2 separate regions of the Homo sapiens genome follow, and region 2 is linked to region 1. Evidence: read pairs that join two places in POLR2A ChIA-PET (ENCODE). Cell type or tissue: GM12878. All regions are shown on one strand. Links, peaks and the distances in the headings refer to the core of each region. The heading gives the core; the rest is flanking DNA.

Region 1 (16,225 bases), core at 6,095-11,094:
TTGTTTCTAAGTTAAGGAATTATTGAACCAGAAAATTACCATTTGGCAAACACCACAGTAATAGTTGTTTCAGGCAAGAATCATTAACGGATACTAAAATTAGTGGCAAAGGTGTGATAAATTACAGGATATTTAAATTCTCTCAAATTATTTTCCCATGAGATACTTATAGAGTACAAAGAAATATAGTGCCTTTGTAGTGAAGAAATCTGGCAAACACCACCCTCCCCAAGTGATCAAAGTTAACATTTTCAGTAATGGAATAAATTGACATCAAGAGTCTTCGGATAAGACATGTTGATAAGGTCACAACCTCACTTTCTGGTATCCTTGCCAAAAATGCAAAACTGAATTTAAATATGAGAAAACATCAGAGGAAGTGCATTGACTGTCAGAGCCTCATCGACCTAGTATAAGAGACACACCAACGTACGTACACTCATATGTGTTAGAGGCACTTTCAGTTTGGCATTCATTCAGTTCACAAAGAGATCCATTTAAAGACTTTACAACGTACGTACACTCATATGTGTTAGAGGCACTTTCAGTTTGGCCTTCATTCAGTTCACAAAGAGATCCATTTAAAGACTTTACAGAAGAAAAATGACAGGATGAAAACTGTGCCTCGAGGAGATTAAACTGGAAGCAGAAGGTAGGATACAAAATGAAGGGGGTGGAAATGAAAGCTATGGAAGGCATTGATGCCTGTAAGTGATCTATTACATTATTTCAGGCACATAGTCATAATAATCTCAACCAGAGTAATGGCCATAGAAATGGAGAAAAGGAAAGTTAACACAGAAATAATATGAAGAATAATGGCAATGATTTTTGCATTGAATGTGAAGGAGATGTAAAAGGAGGGGAAAAAAGAGTCTTATTTACTAAACAGGGCACCTGGGTGTCTATGCAGAAGGTGAGTCAATGGAAGCAGAAGGAATGTGATCCTGTACTTTCAAAGAAGGGAGTTCTGTTTCAGGCAGATATTTGAAGGTATTATTGAGATATCCTAAAGAGAATGTCTAGTAGGCAGCAGAAAAGGTGAGATTGCTATCTGGGAAAGAGGGATAACACATAGGAATGATTGCCTTTGATGTGACACTTGGTTTACAGAGAATATGTAACTTGTCCAGTGTTACAAAGCCAGTAAAAGGCACAATCAGTATTTAAACCCCACTTCTAGGTTCAGAAGTTTCTTTGGCCCATATAATGTTCTGTGTGTATTGGGACTCTCCAGGAGGTTGAAAAGAACTGTAAACCTCTATTACTATCAGTTTCTAAGTGCACAATTAGACTTATGTGCAAAGTTATAACCAGCTCATTTTTTAAAAAAGCAAAAGAATAAGTGAAGCTCTCTTTTCATCTGTGAGTTCCATTGGGCTTTATATAGAAGTAAGGACTACGTTCAGAGCCTTGTAAGGTTTTTGATAGTCACGTGATTGACTGTCAGAGCCTGGTCCATCTCAGAGACCATCCCCTCAAACGCTATCCTTTTACACATCAGGTATCTGATCCTGCACATTCAAATATTTATATGTAGGTTAGATGGGAAAGACATTGGTATAATTAATTTAATTTTCACTAGGTCTCAGCCTATTTTAAGAGCAGTCAGGAGCTAGAGTTTTCGGTCTTCATTTCCTATATAAATTGGCAAAAGTGTTGCATTCTGAATAACTATACTGTAGAAGTACATCGTCCTTTGAATAAATTCGAATCCATACACAGCAACACAACTGAGGTCAGGTCAGAGGGTGGGCAGAAGACCCATCACTTCACACACTGGGTCCGAGAGCACAGCTGCCCTGACAGGAAAGGAGGGGCAGGGCAGATGTCGCTGATCACTAACTACAACTAGTCACTCTTCCAGTAGTTCCCTCCCAGTGGGTGGTGAAAGTTGTTCTTTAGCTCATTATCTCCCCCTTCAGCCTTCCGATAAAGGAAGATGATGAAGTTAAAAGAAGCAGGGAGGCTCAGCCCCTCTGTAGAAAAGGTAGAATGAACAAGAGAAGTATCCTTCATTTTAGGTAATACATGAAAATGTTGAATAAATATATGCTGAAATAAGTAAGTTTATCTCAATAAATATTTTTTCTTATTTCTGATACCTGTAATAACAGTGAAATAGATATATACATATGGGAAAAGGTACACTTTAAAAAGCATATCTCCTACATAAACACAGCACTTTGTAAATCACCACAGCCAAAGTAATCACATTCTTAAATAAGAATGTGAGTTCATTACATACTGTAAGGAAGGTTTTTCATTATTGCTCTTTATTTACTTACGCTCCTGTAAATGAATAAGAAAAAAAGAAAACCATTTCCAATTCAAGTAGTCTCAAGGCATACTCTAGCTGCTTGCAATTAAAACACAAATTTACCTAAGACATTGCTTGGCTCAAACAATCATATTTTTCAAATAGTTCATGAGATTTGTTAATAAGAGCTGAATGCTTTGGAACAGAGCAAGGCTTCAATTAAAGGATTACAGTTCCAGAGCTAAACTGGGAGAGACTGTGAGCTCAAGGCTGAACCTTTCCCCTCTGCATTCTTTCCCTCTGATTCTAGTTTGGCTTTGATTATTCTTTCCCCTTTTCCTTTCTTTTTTTATTCTTTTTTTTTTTTCCACTTGCTGCTGGACAGAATTATAAATTACAGGGAGAAAGAGCAGTCTGATCTTACCAAGGAAGTTCTTTTTCTCAAGTCGTTTCTTTCGTTTTCAAGGTGTTTCCCAACTCTGGCCTTACTTTGTAAGACCTGAAACTTCATCACTTCTGGTAACTTACCAAGGTCCAAAGTCTGCCACAGAACTACCTGAAGGCTTGAATCACCCAGATATCGGCTTGCTGGCATGGAACTCTTCTTGTTTTTCTTCATATACAAATAGGATTTAGAAATGTTTAAGCAATAATTAAATGAAGAAATAAGGAAAAGATTTAGATATTGGACTTCATTGTTATCATCACCATTTCCTTATTCACTTTATTTTATATCATGTACATATCTAAGTATCCAAAGAAGTTAATGAAACATGAGTACTTAATGTATTTTTCCAAAAATATCCAAATTAGAACTGTGACAAGTCTCAAAATAAGGTCTCTTTGCCATCACTGATATATTGAGAGCAGAAAAAAATACATTAATAATCCTGTTAGATAATCATGGATATAATTAACAGCTACAAAGATGATATTACTTGATAGGATATATTTCAATATACAATTTAGCGCCACTCAGGATTGAAGCAGAATTGCTTCTCTGTTGGAAAAAGTATCAAATAGATATTTTTAACTTCTCAGTAGGTGATAATTTAGTAGCTCAGAGAAATATTTTATAGGCATATGGAACAAATTAGTATGGTAATTGCAAATGGATTATTAATACTGACAAGTCATAAGACTTAACCTTTTCAAATGTAACTGCTGAGACTAGAATTTAAACTAAACATTGTGATGTTTACCTAAAATGTTTTAGATAAATCAGAGATAAGATTAACAAATTACTTAAATATACTATGTAAATTTTTAGCCTGTATGAATAATAATGGGAAATAATATTTGCTACATTGCACACAATTGTACACACATACACAGTCTGTCTCTCTGCCTTACAAAAAAGTAGAAACAAAAGTTTTGGGGATAATATCAGCATCTAAGAAATATAATATAAAAATATCACATTATTGGAAACCAGTACACAAAAATGAAAAGCAAATGAATATGCAAAATATCTACCACTGCAAATAAACATGGATTTTTTTTTTTTTTGCTAAAAACAACATATTCCTCTCTATGTTGAAATATGTTTCTACCCCACAAAGGAGTGGTTTGCTTGCTTTTGCTTATTAACAGCCAACCATGTAGTGCTAAGCATGTGCCAAGTCTGTTCTAAGTGTTTCATAAATGTTAAATCACTGAATTTGCATAACAAACAAACCTATGAGGTGAACTCTGTTATCATGACTACTTTACAGAAGGGAGAAACTGGGCAAAAGAGATAGGACTGAAACTCAGGCAGTCTCTAACGGGATCTCTACCCTTGACACCGTGTATGCTGGTGATTAGCTCCTTTCTCTGCAATGTAGTTGTAAAAATTTCTCTAAGGTATAGATAACTCAAAATTGAGGATTATATTCTAAGAAGATTCATTGCAATGTAAAAGTTATCACTAACATCCAAATTCGCATTCTGATAGCTCATTGAATTTGTGCTTTCTTCCCTGAAAAGCTTTCATATAAAACAAAGGTCCGCATGAAAAATGAAGGATGCTTTCCTCTTACCACTGACAAAGAATACAGTGATTAGATACATTAAAAATTCATATATTTAACAAATGCCACCTCTCATACATAAATTTTCTGTGTGTACAAAATACATAGGTAATAAAATAAAATCAACATTATTTTTCTTCCATTCCTCCTCCAATATAATTTATTGACTTAGTTGAGTAGCTAGGTGCAAGAATCAACAAGAACCCCTCTTCCAAAAATGCAGGAAGTAGAGAATAAACACAACTAAAGAGAAAAATTAGTTTGTGCCTCCCTATTGAGAATAACAATATATACTTAAGAAGTCACATCATTTTTCTGTGTCTATGAACCAACAGAAATAAACTAACATTGCTTCTTTATGTATTTCATTTCACACTCAATAATAAAGTGAGTTTCAATGACATTAATAATATGTTCTCTTGGTAAACAACCATATCCCAAGAGCCTCATATTCTTCCTCTTTTTTTAAATCCCTGAACATTCATTTGAAAATTAACTTACAGCTCTTATTACACTTGTTCCTATAGCCACTGAAAATTTTCAGCACAATAAAAAAATTAAGTAATATTTTACTGTATTTTTTTTTCCATTGGGAAGTAATAGGGGTAACATTTCTTAAAGTGTTTTAATTGGGTAGGGAAGGAGTAAAATACAAATGGAAAGTTTGGTTGAAAAATAATTTTTAGTTAATTTGAGTGGGGAGATAATACCCTACAATTGACTATAAGCTACATGAAGGCACGATCTGACTTGATTCTGAACTTGATAAGAAATCTAACACCCAGAAGATGCTCTATAATTAAGCCATTTAAAGTATATTTAAAGAAGAATAAAAAAATTTGTTAGCAATTTTTAAACAATCTAACTCATTTTAACTGTTTTTTTCAAATAACAAAATGCTTTTACAGACCTCAGATGAACTCGGAATCATAGATTTCACCACCCATTGCATACCTGTAGCACACCCAACCCTAATGTTAATGAATTTTACTTCCCTTCTCCTTTCATGTCAAGCCTAATTTCTTTTTTGCTACATCTCATCAACCCCACTTTCACCCCTAAGACATATTAATATTTTACCCTATAAAAACCCAAAGTCTACCATCAGACCTTCTTTCTTATTCTAAGGTTGCATCTTATAATTGCCTTGCTGTTTTTCTCCCTGGCTCCCATTAAAAAGTATCCTTTCATGACCCTACCCCTACCTCATGAAATTACCCTTTCATGAGACTATCCCAAAGAATTCCAGGAGTCCTCACTCAGTCTTTTCATGTTTCTCAAAAAAAAAAAAAAAAAAAAGAGCATGGAGTGGGGCAGAAGGTGAAGAGGAAAAGAGGAAGAGGGCCTTGGCACCCCCAGAAAAGCTTCCAATCCACCCAGCTCCTGCCTTTATTTTTCTCTTCTCTTCCTCCCACTCATTTTTAATCTGGATCCCACACCTTGACTTACAACCCCAGCAACCTAGTTATCCTGAGCAATTTAAAAAAATGTTTTAAATTTGTGTAAAGATGTAAAACTTGATGTTTTGATATACATGTATACAGTGAAATGATTACTGTAGTCAAGCAAATTAACCTATCCATTAACTTCCATTTAATTTGGTTATATGAAAGAAGTCAGCTAATCATTATTCACATATACTGATTAACATTTATCCTTAAAGTAGGCCAGTAATGATTATATATAATCATAAATGCCGGAGAAACTTTGTTCTGAGTTTCACTTAATAACAATACTTTATTCTTACTACATGTCCTCAGTCTTTATAAATTCTTGCATAAGCAGCATAATTATCTCCTTGCAATAAAAAAGCAAAAAATAATTTTATTTCACATCTATCTATAGACTGGAAACATTGTCCCAAAAAATGAAAAAGTAAGTTTTGCTAACAATTATAGAATTAAATAAAATGATATTTTGAGGGTTTTGGCAAAGAATGGCAAAGAGTCAATTTGAATAAGATTATTCCAAAAGTAAACAGAGCACAAGTTATTTATTTTTTTTTGAGACCCATATTTTAGCCAATTGGTATTTTTGAAGGCTATATTGTTATTCAGTATTTAGCAGTGCCTGGTATATAGAAAGCACTCAGTAAATATTTGCAAATTAAATAAATCAGCGAATAAATGAATAAATTGCTTTTTTGGTTTGTACCAGGGTTACTAAAATAAGTTTGTGAATATTTCGCCATTTTTTTCCATTCTTCAGTTGCATATTGCTGCTCCATAGACAGCCAATGCTAAAGATTCATTTCTTGGATTGTCAGTAGTAGGTCTCATTACTTTTATCTTCTCTTTCCAAAGCCGTTTGTGTCTTTGAAGATTGCTTGTCACACTGCTCTGCTGTTGAATTCAATTAGGTCTATAAAGCTCTGTATCACTGGCATGTAAAACTATGAAATTCTGCTCAACAGCTAAAGTGCAAGGATATGATTTTACCTCAAGTTTCCTGAGAAGTGCTGAGCATTGGCACATTTGTGTCACCCACAGAAAGAACCTGAGAACAAGGTGCACCTGCAGAGAGAGCTGTGGGGTATCTACATTCCTGAATGCTTCTCCAGTAAGAAGTGAGAAGTTACACTGACACTGGTGTAGTGGTCTCTTAAGGATACTGAAGAGTTGGTGGGAAGTTGGAAAGACACCAAATACAACCACAACATTGCTTCTAACAACCACAACACTATATTTTGAAAAAAGCACAAATCAGTGAGAAATTTGCATGTTATTATTTATAGAAAATGACTTTAATTCTCAGTTTGTAGTAGGATTGGAATGGATAGAGAGAAATGAATAAGGATTTAGTGATCCGAGATTTTTCAGAAAACGGAATTTTTTATCTGGGTGAGAATGCTCCCAGATAAAAGATAATAAGTTAATGATGTCTTATTAACTCTTTGATTAGATCCTTACACTCTCAGTACCCCTCTTTAATTGTACAATGTGAGAAAAACAATAATTATCTTCCATGTTTATGAGTACCATAATTGAGATTCAGTAAGTATTCAATGAATAGCTAACAAGCATTAAATAGGTACTCAATAGATGTGAATACATATACATATATATGCTTTTATATATTATATATAAATATACAGATGTATAAATACATAAATATATATCCTTCTCTCCCCACAATTATCTTGTATGTATTACAATAGTTCTTTATAGAACTACCTGAGACTGGGTAATTTATGAAGAAGAGAGGTTAAATTGACTCATATTTCCACAGGCTACAGGAAGCATGGCTGGGAGACCTCAGGAAACTTATAATCATGGCAGAGGGGTGAAGGGGAAGCAAGGACATCTTACCATGGTGGAGCAGGGGAGAGAGAGAGAGCAAGAGCTAAGGGGGAAAGTGCCACATACCTTTAAACAACCAGATCTCGCTATCACAAGAACAGCAAGGGAGAAATCCGCCCCCATGATCCATTCACTTCCCACCGGGTCACTTACCCAACACTGGACATGAGACTTGGGTGGGGACACAGAGCCAAGCCACATCACAGCACTTTGTGCTACCCAGTTCCTTTTTTCTTTTAAAAAACCGTTCCTTCTCTTCCATACTCAAGGACCCACAACCATTTAGGTCTTGCATCCATATCAGAGACATAAAATAGTACAGCAGGAAGAGGAGAATTTTGTTCTTGAGTCAGAATATCATGGTTTTCTAGCTCAAAGAAGAAAATTCAAAAAATCAATCATATACCTGGCTCAGACATAAGTGATCTCTATTGCCTGTTTCTAAATCTTACTGTGCTAAAAAAGAGTATCTGTCAGCTTCCCACCCTCAAATTCCATTTTTAAAAACCTCCATCTATTACCTTTCGATTGGGCCATATTAGTTTGGTAAAAGGATGCAGTTGCGTGGTGGGAAATTAGCACATCATTACAGGTTCCCTGTGCTAAATCACACATTGACCAAGTTTAGCTTAAGCACAGTCACGAAAAACACCACTGAACACATTCCGCAATATTGGATTACTGCCACCATTGCCTGTTTTCCTGACTTTAATCTCTTCCTTATCAAATCTACCTTGCATTCTATTGACAGTTTACATTCTCCAATTTTCTCATATCTCTCTACTTAAAACTTCTTGGCTACTTATGTACCTATTTATTTGCATAGAATTCTATAATATACAAATTACTTTATTATATATATTCTTTTACTTGATTGCCTGAAATAAACTGATGGGGAAATATGATGTTATCCATGACAGAAGTCAAAGGGTAAAAAGTACCATTGCTAAAATTCTAACTCAAACCATTTAACTCTTGGACTGTTGCTTTCATCAATACCAAAAGCCTTAATAAGACTTTCAAGACATTACAAAATTTGGACTCACCATTTCCAACATTATATCCAGCTGTTTCCAGCTAAGTTTTCCACTCCAGTAAAGCTAGTCTTCCACAGTTACAAACTCATGGAGGGAACTGGTTTCCTCCTCTGTACTCTGCAATCTCAACATGGTGTATTCTTCAGCCTCCTTATTCTGTTTCCTGACCTAAAATCTCTGACAATCCTCTATCTGCTTAAGGTCCAATTAAAATCCCTCACTCCCTCCAAGCTTCCTCACACTGCCACAGACCGTAATGGTCTCTCTTCCTTCAGAATTCTGTGCAGTTATTTTCTCTCTCATGTGGGCATTATGACTAGGACCTACTAACATTAAATGCTGTCTTGAGTCACTTTCAGCCTTACCCTGGCCAGAGAAAGTTACTTGAAGCTTACAGAGTGAGTTTCTCCGGAAACACCATGTTCTCACGTCACTTTCTGTTATGCTTTCACTGGGGGACAGAAAATTACCAATGTGTCAACAGAATACTTTTCAAAATTGTCAGAATTGAACACAAATATCTTCTCCTCAATAAAGTTTCCCTGACTCTTTTAGTAAGAATTCAGCAAGTTTTCTCATATCGCCATAATAACTAGTGCATGCTTCTTATACAGCACTTACTTCAACATGCTAGCATACCTTTGTTTGTTTGTTTATACAGTGGTGCCCTGCCTTCAGCTGCACAGCTCCCTAAAGGGAAGGCAGGTAACACTCGTTGTGACCCACTATGAATGAAGCTTCACACAGGCAGGCTTCAGAGCATGTTTGTTATGTGACTGGGTGAGGAAATGCCTGGATGGATGAATGAATGAAAATGTAGGTTTAGTTGAAACCAGAACAGTTTCCCTAAATAACATTTCGCTAGCACTGAGAGTCTCGAGCTATCCAACAAGAGCACTGTGAATCCTTAAACTAGCTGAACTGATTTTCAATTCTTATAAGGATCGAAAGAAGGAAAATTTACTGTGAAATATGGTTGACCTTAGGAAATGTTAACCACGTTATTTGGCTCTCAGTTCAGTCCCAAATCCAATTTGACCCATAGTGCCGTGAAATCATGATGAGAGGCCAAACAAAAGGAAAAAAGAAAAAAAAAGGGGAAATGAAGAACAAAAGTTTCCATTGGACAGAAAGAATAGATGGACTCACTCAAGAAAAAAATCAAAACAAGAGTCATAGAAATGTTTTATCAAACTACGGAGGATTTTGAAGACCTGTTGTCATTTTACAGATGAGAAGACTGAGGTCCAGGGTGGGTTGTGAGTTGACAAAGATTAATTAGCTAATTCTATAAACCTTCTACTTTCTCCACCATACCTTACTATCTGTCTCATATATTTCTGTTGCTGCTATATCATGAATGTAAAAGCTCTACAAGGAAAAATAATAATGTAAACACCTCTGAGTTCCTCACTTCTCATCAACACGATGAAATAATCAGAATAGGTAATTCACAAAGCCTTCGTCCGTATTAAATGAGATAATGAGATGAGTGTAAAGTGCTTAGGACAGGGATGGCATACTGGAAACACTCAATAAATATTACTATTATTGGCTAGTATCATCTGCTTCAATCTCATGCCCATGTCAATACAGATCTTCCTGAAAAGCTGACATGAAACCAGAAGTAGTACAAATATGACATAAACAATGCTATGTCACAAAAAAGAAGCTATGATAATTACACTCTACCATTACATCCTTTTTACCCTCTGGTTACTGTAAATATCACCTACCTAGTTACTCAAGTAACTCAAGGTTCTGTGTGCAAAACCACATATTGTCTGTGCTCAGGTTACATTTAAGAGATTGAATTCCCACCTGTGCCCTTTCATAGCTGTTACAAATACACCACGTTGTAGAGTCCACGTTCAAATGTGTTTTAACTAGCCTAGATATCGTTATTGATTTCCCAATAGCCTACGAGTAACACAGCTGCATTTCCACTCAATATCTACCTGGGGCTGATTCATTTAATTAGTAAATATTTATTGAGCTTCTAATATGCACCAAATATTTACATGATGCTGGGATATGGCAGTGAAAAAAGCAGGGAAACATCCCTGATCTAGTAGAATTGCATTCTAGTAGCAGAACGTTCCAGAATTGTAAAGGGCAGAAATAAAAGTGTTTATTCCTTGGAAATGGTGTCTACTAAGCCCAAAGTACAACTTCACTTACATTTCAAGAAAAGGTATTTTTTAAATAAAAAGTTGCCTTTTACCTCAACATTATGCAATCTACCTGGTAAGATCATAGATATGTCTTTCTACATTATGACCAATTTTTTTTTCCTAACATGTTTTTTAACTTCCTTATCTGCACCATGGATTCCACTTGAAAATAATATATAAAAAAATATAGTATGAGAAATATCTATTGACAATTGGAGATAATAATTACAGATAACTTAAAGTAGAAATACCAAAGCCATAAAAGAAATTCATATAATCATATCTCCAAGGGGGAAAAAAAGCACCAGTCATTTATAAGGCCCTTTCAGTTACACCTTTTAAACCAAAAGCACACCTGTAGTTTGCAATGACACTCAAGGATTTGCACTACAACTTATCATCTGATCCCTCTACACCCACTACGATACAAATATCAAATCCAAATCTAGAATGTTCAAATACAAGGAACAGTTTAAACATAACAGTATTTAACAAACCTTCTAGATATCCACAGAATGTGCTATATTTTCCACGGTAAGGTTTATGCTATTTGTAAACATTTTACTTAAAAAGCTATAAAGAAACTAGTAACTTGCAATAAGAGTGATGTGTCCATGTACACATGCACATAGGCATGTAAACATAAATATGTATATACGTTTATTATAAATCTTACAGATACAAAGGTATCACATAATTTACAAGTAATAAAGTATCCAATAGTCTATTAAATTTCATATAGTCACTGATTTCTTAATAATGCTTTCCTAGATTTTTGCCTATTCTTGTATCCATACCAACCTATAACTACAATTCAACTATATGTACATTTTTTGTGTTGCTAAACCCTTTTACCTTTAATCTGCATGATCAACATATTGTTCACCATTTTCTTAAACCTAGATAATCAAGAAAACAGTAAGTCAAGCCTTGATGTGTAGTGTTCAGTGTCTGTGGTGAAAATCCTCCTATCATGTCCAATTTCAAGCCTACCAACATGAGATCACTGATGACAGAATTAGGAAGAGATACTCAGTAAGATACCATTGTATGTATTTTCTGCAAAAAAATTTAGTTCATTTTTTATGTCTAGTTCTATGCTATTCTCTATGGACAACATACAATCACATAACACAGTTCCTGTCCTAGAAGAGTTTTTCTGTCTATTAGGGGAAATATAAATGGGAAGAGAAAGAAGAAAATAATTCATGGAGTCGTGGATTGAGACTGGTTGTATTGTGAAAGACATTTTGCTATATGAAAGTCAGCAAAAAGTCCCAGCCTTATCATTTACCAGTTATAAAAACGTACATGTTATTTTAGCCTTCAGTGCTAGCTTTTCTCATATGTAAAAGGGGCATAATATATGTATCCATTTTTAGAATTGAGTTTGCTTTTGTGCGTCATATAGAATAGTGCCTTGAACTTAATAAATGCTGGCTTTTTCTCTCTTATTCTGATTGGAAATCACCAATTTTTGGCTGTTGGTCAGCGGATGCCCTCAGCTGCTAGAGGTCATCTGCAGTTCCTTTTTACATGGGTTCCCTAACATGGCTGTTTACTTTCTCAAAACTAGCAAAAGAGATGCCAGCAAGATGGATGCTATCATCTCATGCAACATAAACACATATTACTTAACATGTTACACTCATGTAACCATGTGAGTCCTGTCCTTCTGCCAATTTCTGTTGGTTGGAAGAAAGTCACAGGTTCTACTCACAATCTAGGAGAGGGAAAAACCACACAAAGGTGCAAATACCGGAGCTGAGGATTATGGGAGCCTTCTGAGAAGTTTGTCTGCCATATACATAATGATGTTTATTTTGTGAATGACACAAAAATTGAAGATGTGAGGGCATCAGGCTGAGATTGGCTGATGAATTCATCTCATCTTCATCACAGAAAATCTTGTCAACAAGATGGATACACACACGCTGTGGTCTTTCTTCCTTGAGTGATGCTTAAACCCGTAATGATGAGATTTGCCTCGTGACTATCTTATTTTTCTATGAATGTCCAACTTTTCTCTGATTGTTAGATGCTGTATTAGTCTGCTAGGGCTGCCTAACACAATATCAAATATGGGATGACTTAACAGAAATTTATCCTCTCATAGTTCTGGACGCTAGAAGTCCAAAATCAAGGAGTTGGCAGGTTGGTTTTCTCCTGAGACCTCTCTCCTTGGCTTATAGATGGCTGTCTTCTTCATGTATCTTCACATGGTATTTCCTCTGTGAGCACAGACATCCCTGGTCTCTCTTTGTGTGTTCAAATTTCCTCTTCTTATAAGGACACGAGTCAGATTGGATTAGGGGCCACACTGATGGCTTCATTTTAACTTAATCACCTCTTTCAACCCTTATCTCCAAATATAGTCATCTTCTAAGGTACTGGGGGTTAGGGATTTAATATATGAATGGGGGGACATATTTCAGCCCTTAACAAATGCTGTCCTTTAGAAATAATACAACACGAATGAGCTTACAATTGGACCTCACTTTACTGCTACAACTTTTTAAAGTGATTTAACCATCTTGACTGTGATCTATTACATTTTCATGTAAATTTTAGTCTCAGAGAGAAATTATAGTCCTCTTAAATTTAAGTTCCCAGGGAATCTGTTACTGTGGTCTCTTGTAACTAAAAAGTGAATATGTTTTATTGCCTATTTCTACCAAAAAAGACAAACACACATACAAACCATAACCACAATTTTGCTAAACCTAACATGTTAAATATTGTATTGAACATCTGCGTTCATTTATTTAATAGAATAGAGTTCCTAAAACAAAGTCTACATGTTCTCTACTTTCATACAGCCAACATTTAAATGGGGGAAGTAGGGAGGGAAGCAAGTGTTAAATAGGTAAACAAATAAATGCATATCTCATTTGTAATGTGAGTTATAAAAAGTGATAAATGCTGTGAAGGAGATAATGTCAGTGGATTAAGGGGAGAAGAAACTTGTTTTATACAGAGTGGTCAAAGATGGCCTTTCAGAGTTAGAAATATCTCATTCAAAGCATAAGAAAGAGACAAGTGTGCAAAGAAGGAAAGAAGAGTGGTTCCGAATCAAACTATGATAGTTAATTTTATGTGTCAACTTGACTAAGCCATGGAGTGCCCAGATATTTAGTTAAATATTATTCTGGGTGTTTCTATACAGCTGGCTTTTGATGAGATTAACATTTAAATTGGTAGGCTTAGTAAAGCAGATTGCCCTTTGTAATGTGAGTGGGCCTCATCTAATCAGTTGAGGAAGTGAATAGAATAAAATGTTAGACCCTCCCTCAAGTAATGGAGGATTCTTTCTGCCTGACTGCCTCTGAATGGGACATTGGCTTTTTCTCCCCTTCAGACATGAATGGAAACATGTTTCTTCCTGGGTCTCGTGACTGCCAGCCTTCAGACTAGAATTAAACTCTTAGCTCTCTTGTGTCTCCTGCTTGCTGACTCACTCAGATAATCGTGGGACTTGCCAGACTCCAAATCACATGAGCCAATTCCTTATAATAAATTAGATAGATTGGATGAATGGATAGATAGATAGATAGGTAGGTAGATAGATAGATAGATAGATAGATAGATAGATAGATAGATAGATAGATAGATAGATATCCTATTGCTTCTGTTTCTCTGGGAAACTCTAATACATAGAAACCAGCAAATGCAGAGACCCCCAAGGGAAGATACGCAGACTTCGCTCTATTTGAGGACTTGAAAATATGGTACAGAGGCAATGGGGTGGAGGGAGCTGTGGAATGAAAATAGTCCAGCTCTTTTTGATGCCATCTAGTAGCTGACACATAGAGGAATTACCCAGGAGAGCATTGTGGTTAAGAAAGTAGGCCCCAGGACTAGAAGACTGGGTGGGGAGAAAATACTTGGGTTCAAATCCCATCTTTGCCACTTACTAGTTGTGCTAGCTAAGATTCAATTTTCTAACTTCAAAAGCAGCAAAGGGTTATTGCATTTGTAGATTACATGAGTTAAACAATGTTAGGTACTTAGTATCTGTCACATTGTGCTCAGCAAATATTAGCAGTCTTAACATGAAACAACCCAACACACAATTTTCTCTCTTTATGTTACTTCCTGTTTTAAACATGCATCTGAAGAGATAATTCTAATAGTTAAATTTTTCTTAGGAATCTCTAATTAAGAGATATAGTTAATTTGAGAGAACTGAGAATTAAAGACTTCACACGACAGCTGTGGTGAAAATCTAGGTGTTAGTTCTACTCAGAAAAATGAACCCAACACAGGTTACAAAGAACGTGTTTATGTGGTCCATTTTTGGTGTTCAAATATTACAAGAAGACAAAATATGTATTGAAAATCAGATTTTCTCATTAGCTTCACCTCCACCCCCAAAATGCCTGAGACATTTTTGAAGACTTAGAAAAGGCAGAATCTATTCTATTTTACTGGATAAAGTTAAACCTGACAGAGGGAGATACATTAAATAAATTGGGTCAAAATCATTTAATCCACTTCCCACACAATTTCAGCTTCTGTAGTAGATTGCAAGGTGCTGTTTCATAACTCAACAGGCTTGATACATGCATTGTTATATGGAACTATATCTTATTACATGAACTCTGGCCCAGGTGCAGGACATGTCCTAATTGTACAATATGTATAGGATTTATCCTTAGAGCAAAGTGTAACTTAGAACTCTTCTCTCACTTTGTCTTTGTGAGATTTCTGGAAGAAATATGTCAGAAATACATGTGGACTTATTTCTTGAAGGGGCAAAAGAGTGCCATCTTTTGTCATTATTTGGGGGTATAAAGAAAAGGACCAAAAATAACATAGCAGAGAAAAATGCATCAGGTTAAAAAAATATACTTTTGTTTACTCTTTGCAGAAAGGATATAAGATCCAGAAGGACAAAAATAAGTACATATTTTATATTTCTCAAAAAGCTTTAGAGGCTGTTTCTCCAAGTTTTGTGCTATACAAGAAAAGCACTCAAGTATTTCTACACAGCTGTTATCTCTCAGATCCAGCTTCCCAAGTCCTATTGGAAACCAAGGGCAAGCAAACAAACTACCCAAGTTACTGTCAAATTAATAGGTTATTGATTGATATACTAGCTTTCAAATCATCAAGGTCAGTGGACAACAATTATTCATGAACTTTGGAAATAGATAGAAGTTCCATTTCTATCTATTAGAAATAGATAGAAGTTCCATTTCTATCTATTAGAAATAGATAGAAGTTCCATTTCTATCTATTAGAAATAGATAGAAGTTCCATTTCTATCTATTAGAAATAGATAGAAGTTCCATTTCTATCTATTAGAAATAGATAGAAGTTCCATTTCTATTAGAAATAGATAGAAGTTCTATTCTTTCTATTATCATTATTTCCAATAATTCATTTTCCTTCAGATTACCTGAAACAGAGCACCACAACTATTCTAAATTGAGCATCAGTA
Region 2 (16,225 bases), core at 5,889-10,888, 71 kb after region 1:
AGTACATAGAGTTCCCATGAACCATCCCTTTCTAAACACAAAACTTCATCCATTATCAACATCCTGCACCACAATGGTACATTTGTTAGAATGGATGAACCTGCATTGACACATCATTATCACCCAGTCCATAGTTTACCTTAGGATTCACTCTTGTTGTATATTCTATGGGTTTTGACATATGTATAATGAGGATATACACCATTGTAGTACAGTACAGAATGGTTTCATTGCCCCCCGCAAAAAAATTGTCTATGTCATGCCTATTCATCCCTCCTGACCCTGCAAATCCTGTCAATCACTCATTTTTTATTATCTCCATAGTTTTGCCTTTTCCAGAATGCCCGATATTTAAAACCATAACGTTTGTAGCCCTTTTAGATTTGATTATTTCATTTAATAATATGCATTTGAATTTCTTCCATGTATTGTCATGGCTTGATACTTCATTTCTTTCTAGCATGGCATAGTATTCCATTGTCTGAATATGCCACAGTTTATTTACCTACTCACTTACTGAAGGACAGCTTGGTTACTTCCAAATTTTGGCAATTATAAATAAAGCTGCTGTAAACATTCATGTGCAAGTTTTTGTGTGAACATAAGTTTTCAATTCATTTGGGTAAATACCAAGGAGCATGATAGCTGGATCTTATGGTAAGAGTATCTTTAGTTTTGTAGCCAACTGCCAAGCTGTTTTCCAAAGTGGCTGCATAACTTTGCATTCCTAACAGCAACAAATGAGTTCCTGTTGCTCCATATGCTCACCGACATTTGGCGTTGTCAGCATTTTGGATTTGGGCCATTCAAAAAGGTGTGTAGTGGTATCTCAGTGTTGTTTAATTTTGCAGTTCTCTAATGACATGATGTTGACCATCTTTTTATATGCTTACATGCCATCTATATATCTTCTTTCTTGAAGTATATTTTTAGGTCTTTTGCCCATTTAAAAAAATTAAGCTGTTAGTCTTTTTATTGTTGAGTTTTGAAAATTCTTTATACATTTTAGATAACAATCTTTCATCAGATTTGTCTTTTGCAAATATTTTCTCCCAGTCCGTGGCTTGTCTTCTCATTCTCTTGACATTGTCTTTCAGAGCAGAAATTTCAGTTTAGTAAAGTCCAGCTTACCAATTATTTCTTTCATGGATTGTGCCTTTGGTGTTGCATCTAAACAATCATCACCATACCTAAGTTCTAGGTTTTCTCCCATGCTCACTTCTAGGCATTTTATAGTTTGGCATTTTACATTTAAGTCTATGGTTCATTTTGAGTAAATTTTCATGAACGGTATAAAATCTGTGTCTAAAATAATTTTTTGCCTGTGTTATTGTAGTACTATTTGTTGAAAAGATCATCTTTGATCCATTGTATTGCCTTTGTTCCTTGTCAAAGATCAGTTGACTATGTTAGTCTATTTCTGGGCTCTTTATACTGTTCCATTGATTTTAGTTGTCTATTCTCTTTTTTTTTTTTTTTGAGATGGAGTCTCACTCTGTCACCCAGGCTGGAGTGCAGTGGCATGATCTTGGCTCACTGCAAGTTCCACCTCCCAGGTTCACGCCATTCTCCCACCTCAGCCTCCCAAGAGTAGCTGGGACTACAGGTGCCCGCCACCATGTCCGGCTAATTTTTTGTATTTTTCAGTGGAGACGGGGTTTCACCATGTTAGCCAGGATGGTCTCGATCTCCTGACCTCGTGATCCACCCACCTTGGCCTCCCAAAGTGCTGGGATTACAGGCATGAGCCACCATGCCCGGCCTAGTTGTCTATTCTTAATGGAAAAGCTTCTCGTTTTCACCATTAAGTATGATGCTGCCTATAGGCTTTTTTGTGGATAGTCTTAATCAAGTGATGATGTTTCCTAATATTTTTGGTTTATTGAAAGTTGTTATCATGAATGGGTGTTGGAGTTTAGTCAAATTTTTTTGTTTTGGCATCTAATGACATGATCATATGGTTTTTCTCCTACCTTGCTGAAGTGTTGAATTACATTGACTGTTTTTTGAATGCTGACCTAGCCTTGTATACGTGGGATCATGCCACTTGGTTGTGGTATATAATTATTTTTATACATTACTGGATTTGATTTCTTAGTATTTTGTTGCATCTGTGTTCATAAGAGGTATTGGTCTGTAAGTTGCTTTTTTTGTAATATCTTTGGCTTTAATATTCAGGTAATTCTGACCTAATAGAATGAGTTAGAAAGTACTCTGCTTCTACCATCTGAATGTGATTGTAGAGAATTGATATAATTTTTTTCTTGAATGTTTGGCAGAATACATCTGGTACTAAAACTTTCTGTTTTAATGGGTTGTTAATTATTGATTAAATAGGTTTATTCAGATTGTCTATTTCTTCTTGTGTGAGTTTTGGCAGATTGTGTCTTTGTAGTAATTGGTCCTTTTCATCTAGGTTATCACATTTTTTGGCATAGAGTTGTTTATTAAAATACCTATATCCAAATATTTTTATAAATATTGACTCTGCCACTTTGAAGAGCACTTTTTTTTTGACAAATATTTTCATAAGGCAGAATTTGTTAGATAAACCAAAGGCACAGGCAGGCGGCTTTGCAGAGACAGCAAAATCAAATAATTTTCTGCCACGACCCTAAATCAAAATGAGTTAGCTACTCCTAGCTCTTCGTGTTTGAGTTCAGTTCATCAACAAGCATTCTGCTTGTTGCCTTTGAATGAGAGGTATTATTAGCATTGTGACAGAAAAAGATTGATAAAAAGAGGCGGATCATTGCTGGTCAGTTTTCCAATTAAACCATAAGTAAAAGTGAAAATTCTGTTCACTACCCATGTATCTCATCTACTTTAGTTGAAAAGATAATCTTTTCAACAAATGGTACTACTACTTCTAGATGTGACCATGCAGAAGCTAGAATTACAAAGTGAGGTATACCCTTTCTAGCTTATCATAATTCAGTAATAATATGAATAGTGAAAAGGTGAAAAACCTCATAGGAATACTAACCTAGAAAGGATACGAGGGCAACAGGTGTAAACTGTGACTGTACTAGGCAAACTAGACCGAATGTCATATTTTCTACAATTCAATGCAATCTTAATAAGAGCACTAACAGATATTCCAATGGTACCTAACAAACTAATTTAGAAACATAAATGAAAATGCAAAGAAATAACCAAAATGCTCTTGAAAAAAAGGGACAAGGTAAGATGACTTGCTCTATTGGAAATTAAGACTTATTAAAAACCTACAGTAATTAAAATTATGTGGTACTGGTACAAGGCACAAATGAATAGGTAAGTGGAATAAATGGAATAATTAATATATGGATAGTTGAATTATGAGGAAGTTGACACTGTAGAGCTGTAGGGTAATGATTATTTTCACTATTTGTACTAGGACAGTTGGATACTGATATAAAAAATATCTAAATATAAAATTTAAAATAGCAAAGGTCCTAAAATATAATATACAGGGATATAACATCAACAATTTAGCAAAGGGAAAAATTCCTTACAAGAATTTAAAAAGCACCAAACATAAAGAAATTAGAGATAAATTAAAAATTTTTATTTATCAAGGTTCACATTAAGACAGTAAAGAGGCAAGTCAGAAAGCTAGATAAGACATTCGCAACACATACAACCAATAATTCCTAACAATTAAAATAGACAACATAATAGAAAAAAGGTCAAGGGACTTTGAAAAGCATTTTCAAAAAAAAAAGATAGCCAAATTGTCAATAATCATATGAAAAAGTACTCAAGCTCATTAATAATCATGGAAATGCTAATTAAAACTATAATGAGATACTGCTAGACACTCAGCAGATTGGCTAAAATTTAAAAAGGCTTTGAATCACAAATTTGGATGAAGATGTGAAGTAGTAAGAACTCTGACTTACTGCTGCTGATAGGAATATAAATCAGTATCATTTTGGAAAACTGTTTGGCAATATCTGCTAACGTTGCAGGTAAACATAACCTAAGATGTAATAATTGCACTCCTAGGTATAATACTATCATAAATGCACATACACGAGCCCCAAGAGACATGCACAAGAATGTTACAGCAGCACTGTCTGTAATTGTCACAACTGGAAACAACTGAAACAGCAAATATTCATCAACAAACTACTAGATTGCTAAAATGTGGTCTATTCATACAAGAAAATGCTATACAGCACCAAAACTTTTATTTTTTTCATTTTATATATATTTATTATACTTTAAGTTCTAGGGTACATGTGCACAATGTGCAGGTTTGTTACACATATATACATGTGCCATGTAGGTGTGCTGCACCCATTAACTCGTCATTTACATTAGGTATACCACCTAATGCTATCCCTACCCCCTCCCCCCACCCCACAACAGGCCCCGTTGTGTGATGTTTCCTTTCCTGTGTCCAAGTGTTCTCATTTTTCAGTTCCCAGCTATCAGTGAGAACATGCGGTGTTTGGTTTTTTATCCTTGCGACAGTTTGCTGAGAATGATGGTTTCCATCTTCATTCATGTCCCTACAAAGGACATGAACTCATCCTTTTTTATGGCTGCATAGTATACCATGGTGTGTATGTGCCACATTTTCTTAATCCAGTCTATCATTGGACAATTTGGGTTGGTTCCAAGTCTTTGCTATTGTGAGTAGTGCTGCAATAAACATACGTGTGCATGTGTCTTTATAGCAGCATGATTTATAGTCCTTTGGGTATATACCCAGTAATGATTTGGCTGTGTCAAATGGTATTTCTAGTTCTAGATCCCTGAGGAATCACCACACTGACTTCCACAATGGTTGAACTAGTTCACAGTCCCACCAACAGTGTAAAAGTGTTCCTATTTCTCCACATCCTCTCCAGCACCTCTTGTTTCCTGACTTTTTAATGATTGCCATTCTAACTGGTGTGAGATGATATCTCACTGTGGTTTGATTTGCATTTCTCTGATGACCAGTGATGATGAGCATTTTTTTCTGTGTCTGTTGGCTGCATTGATGTCTTCTTTTGAGAAGTGTCTGTTCATATCCTTCGCCCACTTGTTGATGGGGTTGTTTGTTTTTTTCTTGTAAATTTGTTTGAGTTCTTTGTAGATTCTGGATATTACCCCTTTGTCAGATGAGTAGATTGCAAAAATTTTCTCCCATTCTGTAGGTTGCCTGTTCACTCTAATGGTAGTTTCTTTTGCTGTGCAGAAGCTCTTGAGTTTAATTAGATCCCATTTGTCAATTTTGGCTTTTGTTGCCATTGCTTTTGGTGTTTTAGACATGAAGTCTTTGCACATGCCTATGTCCTGAATGGTATTGCCTAGGTTTTCTTCTAGGGTTTTTATGGTTTTAGGTCCAACATTTAAGCCTTTAATCCATCTTGAATTAATTTTTGTATAAGGTATAAGGAAGGGATCCAGTTTCAGCTTTCTACATATGGCTAGCCAGTTTTCCCAGCACCATTTATTAAATAGGGAATCCTTTCCCCATTGCTTGTTTTTGTCAGGTTTGTCAAAGATCAGATAGTTGTAGATGTGTGGTATTATTTCTGAGGACTTTGTTCTGTTCCATTGGTCTATATCTCTGTTTTGGTACCAGTACCATGCTGTTTTGGTTACTGTAGCCTTGTAGTATAGTTTGAAGTCAGGTAGCGTGATGCCTCCAGCTTTGTTCTTTTGGCTTAGGATTGACTTGGTGATGCGGGCTCTTTTTTGGTTCTATATGAACTTTAAAGTAGTTTTTTCCAATTCTGTGAAGAAAGTTATGGGTAGCTTGATGGGGATGGCATTGAATCTATAAATTACCTTGGGCAGTATGGCCATTTTCACAATATTGATTCTTTCTATCCATGAGCATGGAATGTTCTTCCATTTGTTTGTGTCCTCTTTTATTTCATGGAGCAGTGGTTTGTAGTTCTCCTTGAAGAGGTCCTTCACATCCCTTGTAAGTTGGATTCCTAGGTATTTTATTCACTTTGAAGCAATTGTGAATGGGAGTTCACTCATGATTTGACTCTCTCTTTGTCTGTTATTGGTGTATAAGAATGCTTGTGATTTTTGCACGTTGATTTTGTATCCTGAGACTTTGCTGAAGTTACTTATCAGCTTAAGGAGATTTTGGGCTGAGATGATGGGGTTTTCTAAATATACAATCATGCCATCTGCAAACAGGGCCAAAAATTTTAAAAACTACTTCTCACAACAACATGATGAATATTGTAAAAACTGTGGAAAAAAACAAGATAGACAAGAATAGTGTATGCTTTATAATATTTATATACAGGGAAGATAAAAACAGAAAGTGCTGTATAAAGTGATTTAGGGATACATACTTATCCAGTAAAACTATAAAGAAAAACAAAAGATGTGAATAAAACAAAGTAATGGTAATGATTACATTTAAGGAGGGGAGCAATTCAGTGGAGGTGAAAGCAAGCCTCTAATGCGCTGGCAATCTTGACCTGATGATGGTTGCAGGGGTGTTCACTTTGATAAATCATTGAGGAGAAAGCTTTTTGTTTTATGAATTTTTCTATATTTTGCTATATTTCAACTTTTTTTGAAAAAGATAACTCTGTAACAGCTCCTTGTTCAGTGTTCATCTCACTTCATTGTTTGGAATATAACCAGCTCAGCCATATTTGCCTGTACCTTCTTCAAAGCTTACCATGAAAATACTTAATAGCTAATTGGGCAGAGGTTTAAGTGAGGATTTCATACAATTTTAAAAGCTTAAAGAAACAAATTATTAAATAGTAAGTATGGTGCTGAATGGCATTTTTCCATTCGGAATCACACCAGAACAGAGCATGATCAAGAAAACTGAAACAATAGTGGAAAGCTACATCAACTCCCCGCATAAGAATATCTGGAGCTGGGTGCAGTGGCTCATGCCTGTAATCCCAGTGCTTTGGGAGGCTGAGGCAGGAGGATCATTTGAGGCCAGGAGTTCCAGACTAGCCTGGGCAACATTGCGTGATCCCATTTCTACAAAAACTAAAAAAATTAGCCAGGTGTGGTGGCAGGTGCCTATAGTCCTAGCTACTTGGGAGACAAGCAGGAATATTACTTAAGCCCAAGGGTTGGAGGCTATAGTGAGCTGTGACTACACCACTGCACTCCAGCAGCATAGGTGACAGAGTGAGACTGTCTCAAAAAAAAAATAAAATAAAATAAAATAAGAAGGAGAAGGAGGAGAAAGAGAAGGAAGGGGGTCAGGAGGAGGAGGAGTGGGGGAGGAGGAGAAGGAAGAGGAGGAGAAGGAGGAGGAGGAGGAGGGCGAGAAGGAGGAAAGAAGACCTGTTTCCACTTATCCTGTCAGGATCACTGTAGTCTGATTATCTCAAGATCTTTCAAATTATGAGCCAAAAAGAGATATGAAATTATATCAGGGGATAATGGCTTCTGCTTAGATTACTAAAACTTTAAGACAGGATTTTTTTATTTTGCCAAACTTTGGTGATTAAAATGGTATTATTGTCAACTAGCTTTAGTTAACTTCAGTGACAGAACATTCAGTTCCAGGAAAAATTTTTATTCATTCTGTGACTGAATTTAAAGAGCAAAGAGGACAGGTGCAGCAGCTCATGCCTGTAATCCCAGCACTTTGAGAGGCTGAGGTGGGCTGGGCGGATCACCTAAGGTCAGAAATTCAAGACCAGTCTGGCCAACATGGCAAAACCCCATCTCTACTTAAAAAAAAAAAAAAAAAAAAAAAAAAATTGGCACAGTGTAGTGGCAGGTCCCTGTAATCCCAGAGGCAGGGAGAATCACTTGAACCTGGGTGGTGGAAGAGCTTGCAGTGAGCCAAGATCAGGCCACTGCACTCCAGCCTGAGTGACAGAGCAAGACTCCATCTCAAAAAAAAAAAAAAAAAAAAAGCAAAGAGAAACATCTCAAACATCTTAGCTTTATGTATTAATTTATTCTATGGAGAAAGAAAAAGTACATGTTAAGATCTGATTCTATAATTACTAAAAATCAAGATGTATCTAAAGCTTTGTTGACAGTGTATGCTACTAGTCATCAACAAACAAAAATATACAGAGGTATTAAATAATAAGACTCATTTGTTAATTTTAAATTCTGTCTCACAATTTAAACAATACAAAAAGTAAGGACATTTGTAAATGATGATAATGAGTTTCAGAAAATTTATAATCAATAGAATTGGACAAAATTTTAATAAAAGAAATGCTCTATCAACTGAAAAGCAGTCATATGATTTGACCATTAGGATGTAGAGGTTCTCTTAGGATGGATAATGTCAGTACAACAGTAGAGGCAGAAGTCAGAAAAAAATTGAGCAGAAATCAAGGCAGTGGAGGCATTAATTTGTTTCCAAATATCCATTCTTCCTTTTTCTTTTAGTATAAAACCCCTAAATTTAGCTGGATATGTGCCTTTCCTAATAAGTCTATATTTCTCACTCTTCCTTGCAGTTATGTGTGGCCATGTGTCTAAATTTTGGCCAATAGAATGTGATGTTTGCAACTTCTGTGCTATCCACATCCTCTTCTCCCCTTCCCACTTTTAGAAAAACAGCCATGAGGAGTTGAGCTGCAGAGATATTTTTAGCCCACGAGGCAGAAGCCGGATGTTAAGGCTGGCAAAACAATGAGATAAAAGGAGTCTGAGTTCCTGCCATTGGAACGGTTATATCAGCTGTTGAATTCTTGTTCACACTGTTACATAAGGCAGAAATAAACTCTATCTATAAGCCACTGCCATTTTGGTTTCTTTTTTCCCCCCAAAATGGAACCTGGCCTAATTAATACTGTAAGCATTGACTCATCTTGAGAAGTTAAGCAGCGACAAGGAGGAAGAAATAAGAAAAATGAAAGATCCTTTTTAGGAAGAGAGAAACTAACACATTTTCATAGGCTGGGACTTTAATGAAAATACAGAGACCTGTGTTATACAATCAGAAAGAGACCCAAATATGCAGTTAGTGATTCTATAGTAACAGAAACCTGATCAGTAGTATCCTGTGGCCAGGGTAAACTGAAGGATGACTGCAAAGGAGAACAAGAGCACCTTTTTGGATGATGGACCCTTGCTATATTTTGTTTGTAGTCATAGTTATATGAGTATATACATTTATCAAAACCACTGGATGGTATTTTTAATGTTGGTGCATTTTATTGTATGTAAATTATATCTCAATGAAGTTGATTTTTAAAAAAATTTTAAACATCAACACAAGAAACTAACACAACTAACAGCCTAACACAGAGAATGAACAGAAATCTACATCAAAGTAAGTCATTATAATATTTTTAGACTATCAGCTACAAAGAAGATCCTATTTTTAAAAAAGAAGAAGAAAAACAAGAAAAAAAGATTACAGGCAAAAGATCCAAAATCAGCATAGTATCAGATTTCTTTATAGCAATATTGGAATGTTAGAAGAAACACCTTCCAATGCCATGAAGTGATACTTTCAAAACTCTGTGAAAAAATGTTTTAGTCCTAGCCACACTGGCAGTTGATTATGAGGACAGAATGTTGACACTTTCAGACATGTCAGAATTCAAAGGCTTTACTTCCTAAGTATCCATTTATTAAAAAAATAATGGAGAATGTGTTTCACCAATGAAAGCATAAACCAAAAAATGCAGAACATGACAGGTTCAGGTAACAGGAATTGCAACAAAGAAAAGTGCAAAGAAATCCCTCAGGGAGAGGAAATTGCAGGACCACTGGACTTCAGGTGTAGAAAGTAACCAATCTAGATTGAAACCAGGACAGAGTGCTCCAGGAAGGCCCTCTCTAAGGAGCAAGGGTGCTCTTGAGAAGTTTGGACCATACAAAACTAAGCAAACCAAACACAGCAGTTATTAACACCAAGGAAAATAGAAAGATTTACACAAAAAGGAATGAAATTTTAACATACTAGGTGGCTCACCTGTGAGCAACATGTTAAACTGTAAACACAATACAATGATTTCACTGAGGACTGTAATTATAACTTTACTGGTGGATAAAAATTTTTGTATAGGGGAAAATCTTGGGCCTAAATAAGGATAATTTTCCATAAAGAGAAGTTAATAGATAATGCTTAAAATTAAGAGCATAAATAAAGATGCAGCTGAGTAGGCCTGTTACTAAGGAAAAAAGAAGAAAATACCAAAATAAATGGCTGAAGCAGTTGACCATATTTCCCTCAGAAACATGAGAATCAGGGTCCAGGAAGGGTAGAGCAGGGCCTACTGGTTTTTTATCATTGTTGTTGTATCTTCAGGTAAATTTTAACTAAGCACATGTATTACTTTAAAAATAATAATTTGGAAATGAAATTCAGTTAATGCAAGGATTGAAACCTGCGCATATAATGCCTGACACCAACCCTTTCCTATTTTTATTGGTACAAGAAGATAGAGGGCATGAAGGAAGAAGTATGCCAACAAAGAGTGAAAAGGCCATCAATGATAACTTGAGGGGATGGAAGACAATGCTCACCCACCACAATGGTGCCTAACGCCTGCCCAATTGTGTGTGGAGAAATAGACAGTGTCCCCAGAGGTGTTTTCTTTCTTCCCTGCTTGCTGATAACCATGTGTGAGACCAGTAAATTCAAAAATACCTAGCTAGAGAGAGGGAGCACAGTGCAGCTAAAAGGGCATGAACATTGAAACGGATCTGAATTCTAATCCCCTCTTTCCCTTATCAGCATAGTCAGCTGAAGCAAATTACTTCTCCAGTTTTCTTACAGGCAATTTGGAGGTAATGATATCTCCCATGCTGATTAATGTAAGAATCAAGTAAGACTGCAGATATAAAGCATCACGCTCAGGGCTTTGCCCAAAGCAGATGCTAATGAAGGTTACTTTCTTTTGTTCTACCGTTGTTTTCCACCGTTTGTAGTAAGTGACTATCAGTTGATTGACTGTGTACATGCACATTTCCTCCTCCTTTTCGTTCTCTTTCTCTTTTCCTCCACCATTCAATCCGAGTTCAACTCTAAACTTCCAAATGACACAAAATCTGAAACGAGTTAAAATTAATTTCTTAGAAAGGAACTCACTGCTTCTCTTCACCATCTCCTCCACAAAAAAGTATTTCCTGGGTTAGTTTCCCTAAGTAACATTTGCCTCCACTGCAAGGCTATGAAACTGCATTGGCATAGGTTAGCAGAAAAATATGAAAGTGCCTTCCAAGATGGCCAAATAGGAACAGCTCTGGTCTTCAGCTCCCAGCATGATCGATGCAGAAGATGGGTGATTTCTGCATTTCCAACTGAGGTACCTGGTTTATCTCACAGGGACTGGTTGGACAGTGGGTGCAGCCCATGGAGGGTGAGCCAAAGCAGGGTGGGGTATTGCCTCACCCAGGAAGCACAAGGGGTTGGGGTATTTCCCTTTCCTACCCAAGGGAAGCTGTGACAGACTGTACCTGGAAAAACAGGACACTCCTGTATGAATACTGTGCTGTTACCAAGGTCTTAGCAACAAGCAGACAAGGAGATTCTCTCCTATGCCTGGCTCAGTGGGTCCCACACCCACGAAACCTTAATCACTGCCAGTGCAGCAATATGAGATGAAACTGCGAGGCAGCAGCCTGGTTGGGGGAGGGGTGTCCGCAATTGCTGAGGCTTGAGTAGGTAAACAAAGTGGCCAGGAAGCTCAAACTGGGCTGGGCGGAGCCCACCACAGCTCAGCACGGACTACTGCCTCTATAGAATCCACCTCTTTGGGCAGGACATAGCTGAAGAAAAGGCAGCAGACAGCTTCTTTTTTGTTCATAGTTGAACAAAAGGCAGCAACGTCCCTGTCTGACAGCTCTGAAGACAGCTGTAGTTCTCCCAGCATGGTGGTTGAGCTCTCAGAATGGACAGAATGCCTCCTCAAGTGGGTTCCTGACACCTGTGTAGCCAAATGGGGAGATACCTCCCAGTAGGGGCCGACAGACACCTCATATAGGTGGCTGCCCCTCTGGGACAAAGCTTCTAGAGGGAGGATCAGGCAGCAATTTTTGCTGTTCTGCAATAGTTGCTGTTCTGCAGCCTCTGCTGGTGATACCCAGGCAAACAGGGTCTGGAGTGGACTTCCAGCAAACTTCAACAGACCTGCAGCTGAGGGACCTGACTGTTCGAAGGAAAACTAACAAACAGAAAGGAATAGTACCAACATCAACAAAAAGGACATCTACACCAAAACCCCACCTGTAGGTCACCAACATCAAAGACCAAAGGTAGATAAAACCACAAAGATGGGGAGAAACTAGAACAGAAAAGCTGAAAATTCTAAAAACCAGAGTGCCTCTTCTCCTCCAAAGGATCTCAGCTCCTTGCCAGCAATGGAACAAAGCTGGAGAGAGAAAGACTTTGACAAGTTGACAGAAGTAGGCTTCAGAAGGTCGGTAATAACAAACTTCTCCGAGCTAAAGAAGCATGTCCAAACCCATTGCAAGTAAGCTAAAAACCTTGATAAAAGGTTATATGGAAGGCTAACTAGGATAAACAGTGTAGAGAAGACCTTAAATGGAGCTAAAAACCATGGCACAAGAACTTCGTGATGCATACATAAGCTTCAATACCTGATTTCATCAAGTGGAAGAAAGAGTATCAGTGATTGAAGATCAAATTAATGAAATGAAGTGAGAAGAAAAGGTTAGAGAAGAAAAGAGTAAAAAGAAATGAACAAAACCTCCAAGAAATACAGGACTATGTGAAAAGACCAAATCTATGTTTAATAGATATATCTGAAAGTGATGGGGAGAATGGATCCAAGTTGAAAAACGCTCTTCAGGATATTATCCAGGACAACTTCCCCAACCTAGCAAAGCAGGCCAACATTCAAATTCAGAAAACACAGAGAACACCACAAAGATACTCCTCGAGGAGAGCAACCTCAAGACACATAATTGTCAGATTCACCAAGGTTGAAATGAAGGAAAAAATGTTAAGGGCAGCCAGAGAGAAAGGTTGGGTTACCCACAAAGGGAAGCCCATCAGACAAACTGTGGATCTCTCAGGAGAAACCCTTCAAGCCAGAATAGAGTGGGGGCTAATATTCAACATCCTTAAAGAAAATAATTTTCAACCCAGAATTTCACATCCAGCCAAACTAAGCTTCATAAGAGAAGGAGAAATAAAATCCTTTACAGACAAGCAAATGCTGAGAGATTCTGTCACCACCAGGCCTGCCTTGCAAGAGCTCCTGAAGGAAGCACTAAACATGGAAAGAAACAATTGGTACCAGCCACTGCAAAAACATGCCAAATTGTAAAGATCATTGATGCTATGAAGAAACTGCATCAATTAACAGGCAAAATAACCAGCTAACATCATAATGACAGGATCAAATTCACACATAACAATATTAACCTTAAATGTAAATGGGTTAAATGCCCCAATTAAAAGACACAGACTGGCAAATTGGATTAAGAGTCAAGACCCATCAGTGTGCTGTATTCAGGAGACCCATCTCAGGTACAGAGACACATATAGGCTCAAAATAAAGGGATAAAGGAAGATCTACCTTCAAATGGAAAGTAAAAAAAAAAAAGGCAGGGGTTGCAATCCTAGTCTCTGATGAAATAGACTTGAAACCAACAAAGATCAAAAGAGACAAAGAAGGCCATCACACAATGGTAAAGGGATCAATTCAACAAGAAGAGCTAACTATCCTAAATATATATGCACCCAACACAGGAGCACCCAGATTCATAAAGCAAGTCCTTAGAGATCTACAAAGAGATTTAGACACCCACACAAGAATAATGGGAGATTTTAACACCCCACTGTCAATATTAGACAGATCAACGAGACAGAAGGTTAACAAGGATATCCAGGACTTGAACACAGCTCTGGATCAAGCGGACCTAATAGACATCTACAGAACTCTCCAGCCCAAATCAACAGAATATGCATTCTTCTCAGCACCACATCACACTTCTTCTAAAATTGACCACATAATTGGAAGTAAAGCACTCCTTGGCAAATGCAAATGAACAGAAATCACAACAAACAGTCTCTCAGAACAGAGTGCAATCAAATTAGAACTCAGGATTCAGAAACTCACTCAAAATTGTGCAACTACATAGAAACTGAAATCCTGCTCCTAAATGACTACTGAGTAAATAACAAAATTAAGGAAGAAATAAAAATGTTATTTGAAATCAATGAGAACAAAGAGACAATGTACCAGAATCTCTGGGACACAGCTAAAGCCATGTTTGGAGGAAAATTTATAGCACTAAAATGCCTGCAAGAGAAAGAAGGAAAGATCTAAAATTGACAGCTAACATCAAAATTAAAAGAACTAGAGAAGCAAGAGCAAACAAATTCAAAAGCTAGTGGAAGGCAAGAAATAACTAAGATCAGAGCAGAACTGAAAGAGATAGAGACATAAAAAATTCTTCAAAAAATAAATGAATCCAGGAGCTGGATTTTTGAAAACATCAACAAAATTGATAGACCACTAGCAAGAATAATAAAGAAGAAAAGTGAGAAGAATCAAATAGATGCAATAAAAACTGATAAAGGGGATATCACCACCGATCCCACAGTAATACAAACTACCATCAGAGAATACTGTAAACATTTCTACGCAAATAAACTAGAAAATCTAGAAGAAATGGATAAGTTCCTGGACACATACACCCTCCCAAGACTAAACCAGGAAGAAATCGAATCTCTGAATAGACCAATCACAGACTATGAAATTAAGGCAATAATTAACAGCCTACCAACCAAAAAAAAGTCCAGCACCTGGTAGATTCACAGCTGAAATCTATGAGATGTACATAGAGGAGCTGGTACCATTCCTTCTGTAACTATTCTAATCAACAGAAAAAGAAGGAATCCTCTCTAACTCATTTTATGCAGCCAGCATCATCCTGATACCAAAGCCTGGCAGAGACACAACAAAAAAAGAATTTTAGACCAATACCGCTGATGAACATCGATACAAAAATCCTCAATAAAATACTGGCAAACTCAATCCAGCAGCACATCAAAAGGCTTATCCACCACTATCAGGTCAGCTTCATCCCTGGTATCCTAGGCTGGTTCAACATACACAAATCAATAAACGTAATCCATCACGTAAACAGAACCAATGACAAAAGCCACATGATTATCTCAATAGATGCAGAAAAGGCCTTCGACAAAATTCGACAGCCCTTCATGCTAAAAACTCTCAATAAACTAGGTATTGATGGAATGTATCACAAAATAATAAGAGCTATTTATGAAAAACCCATAGCCAATATCACACTCAATTGGCAAAAACTGGAAGCATTCCCTTTGAAAACCAGCACAAGACAAGAATGCCCTCTCTCACCACTCCTATTCAACATACTGTTAGAAGTTCTGGCCAGGGCAATCAGGCAAGAGAAAGAAATTTGGGTATTAAATTAGGAAAAGAGGAAGTCAAATTGTCCCTGTTTGCAGAGGACATGATTGTATATTTAGAAAACCCCATCAACTCAGCCCAAAATCTCCTTAAGCTGATCAGCAACTTCAGCAAAGTCTCAGGATACAAAATCAATGTGCAAAAATCACAAACATTCCTAAACACCAATAACAAACAGACAAATCATGAGTGAACTCCCATTCACAATTGCTACAAAGAGAATAAAATACCTAGGAATCCAACTTACAAGGGATGTGAAGGACCTCTTGAAGAAGAACTGCAAACCACTGCTCAACGAAATAAAAGAGGACACAAACAAATGGAAGAACATTCCATGCTCATGGATAGAAAGAATCAATATTGTGAAAATAGCCATATTGCCCAAGGTAATTTATAGATTCAGTGCCATCCCCATCAAGCTACCAATGACTTTCTTCACAGAATTGGAAAAAACTATTTTAAAGTTCATATGGAACCAAAAAAGAGCCTGCATTGCCAAGACAATCCTAAGACAATCCTAAGCAAAAGGTACAAAGCTGGAGGCATCATGCTACCTGACTTCAAACTATACTACAAGGCTACAGTAACCAAAACAGCATGGTACTGGTACCAAAACAGATTTATAGACCAATGGAATAGAACAGAGTCCTCAGAAATAACACCACACATCTACAACCATCTGATCTTTGACAAACCTGACAAAAACAGGAAATGGGGAAAGGATCCCCTATTAATAAATGGTGCTGGGAAAACTGGCTAGCCATATGCAGAAAGCTGAAACTGGATCCCTTCCTTACACCTTATACAAAACTGAATTTGAGATGGATTAAAGACTTAAATGTTACACCTAAAGCCATAAAAACCCTAGAAGAAAACCTAGGCAATACCATTCAGAACATAGG

Evidence for each region. Peaks named below come from ENCODE experiments on the same cell type or tissue, not always from the same donor. Only the 100,000 strongest peaks of a DNase experiment are listed, where the experiment ranks them.
Region 2: POLR2A ChIA-PET joins it to region 1 with 7 read pairs; 4 of 35 experiments call an interaction of 5 or more read pairs at or near these places.

Annotation. Positions count from the first base shown.
Region 1 is chr4:142,565,539-142,581,763 of GRCh38, forward strand. All of the region lies in intron 2 of INPP4B (inositol polyphosphate-4-phosphatase type II B), which reads right to left. It overlaps LOC101927613 (a long non-coding RNA gene), which reads left to right. Exons shown (of 3, transcript XR_007058285.1): 1 at 1-652. Among named protein-coding and RNA genes, the nearest start is that of INPP4B, 270 kb to the right of the region's middle. RefSeq lists an enhancer at 8,980-9,079. In GM12878, for the core only: no CTCF peak of the experiment used is centred there; a DNase peak (open chromatin) is centred at 9,001.
Region 2 is chr4:142,637,083-142,653,307 of GRCh38, forward strand. The region is part of intron 2 of INPP4B (inositol polyphosphate-4-phosphatase type II B); the gene reads right to left. All of the region lies in intron 2 of LOC101927613 (a long non-coding RNA gene), which reads left to right. Among named protein-coding and RNA genes, the nearest start is that of INPP4B, 200 kb to the right of the region's middle. In GM12878, for the core only: no CTCF peak of the experiment used is centred there; no DNase peak of the experiment used is centred there.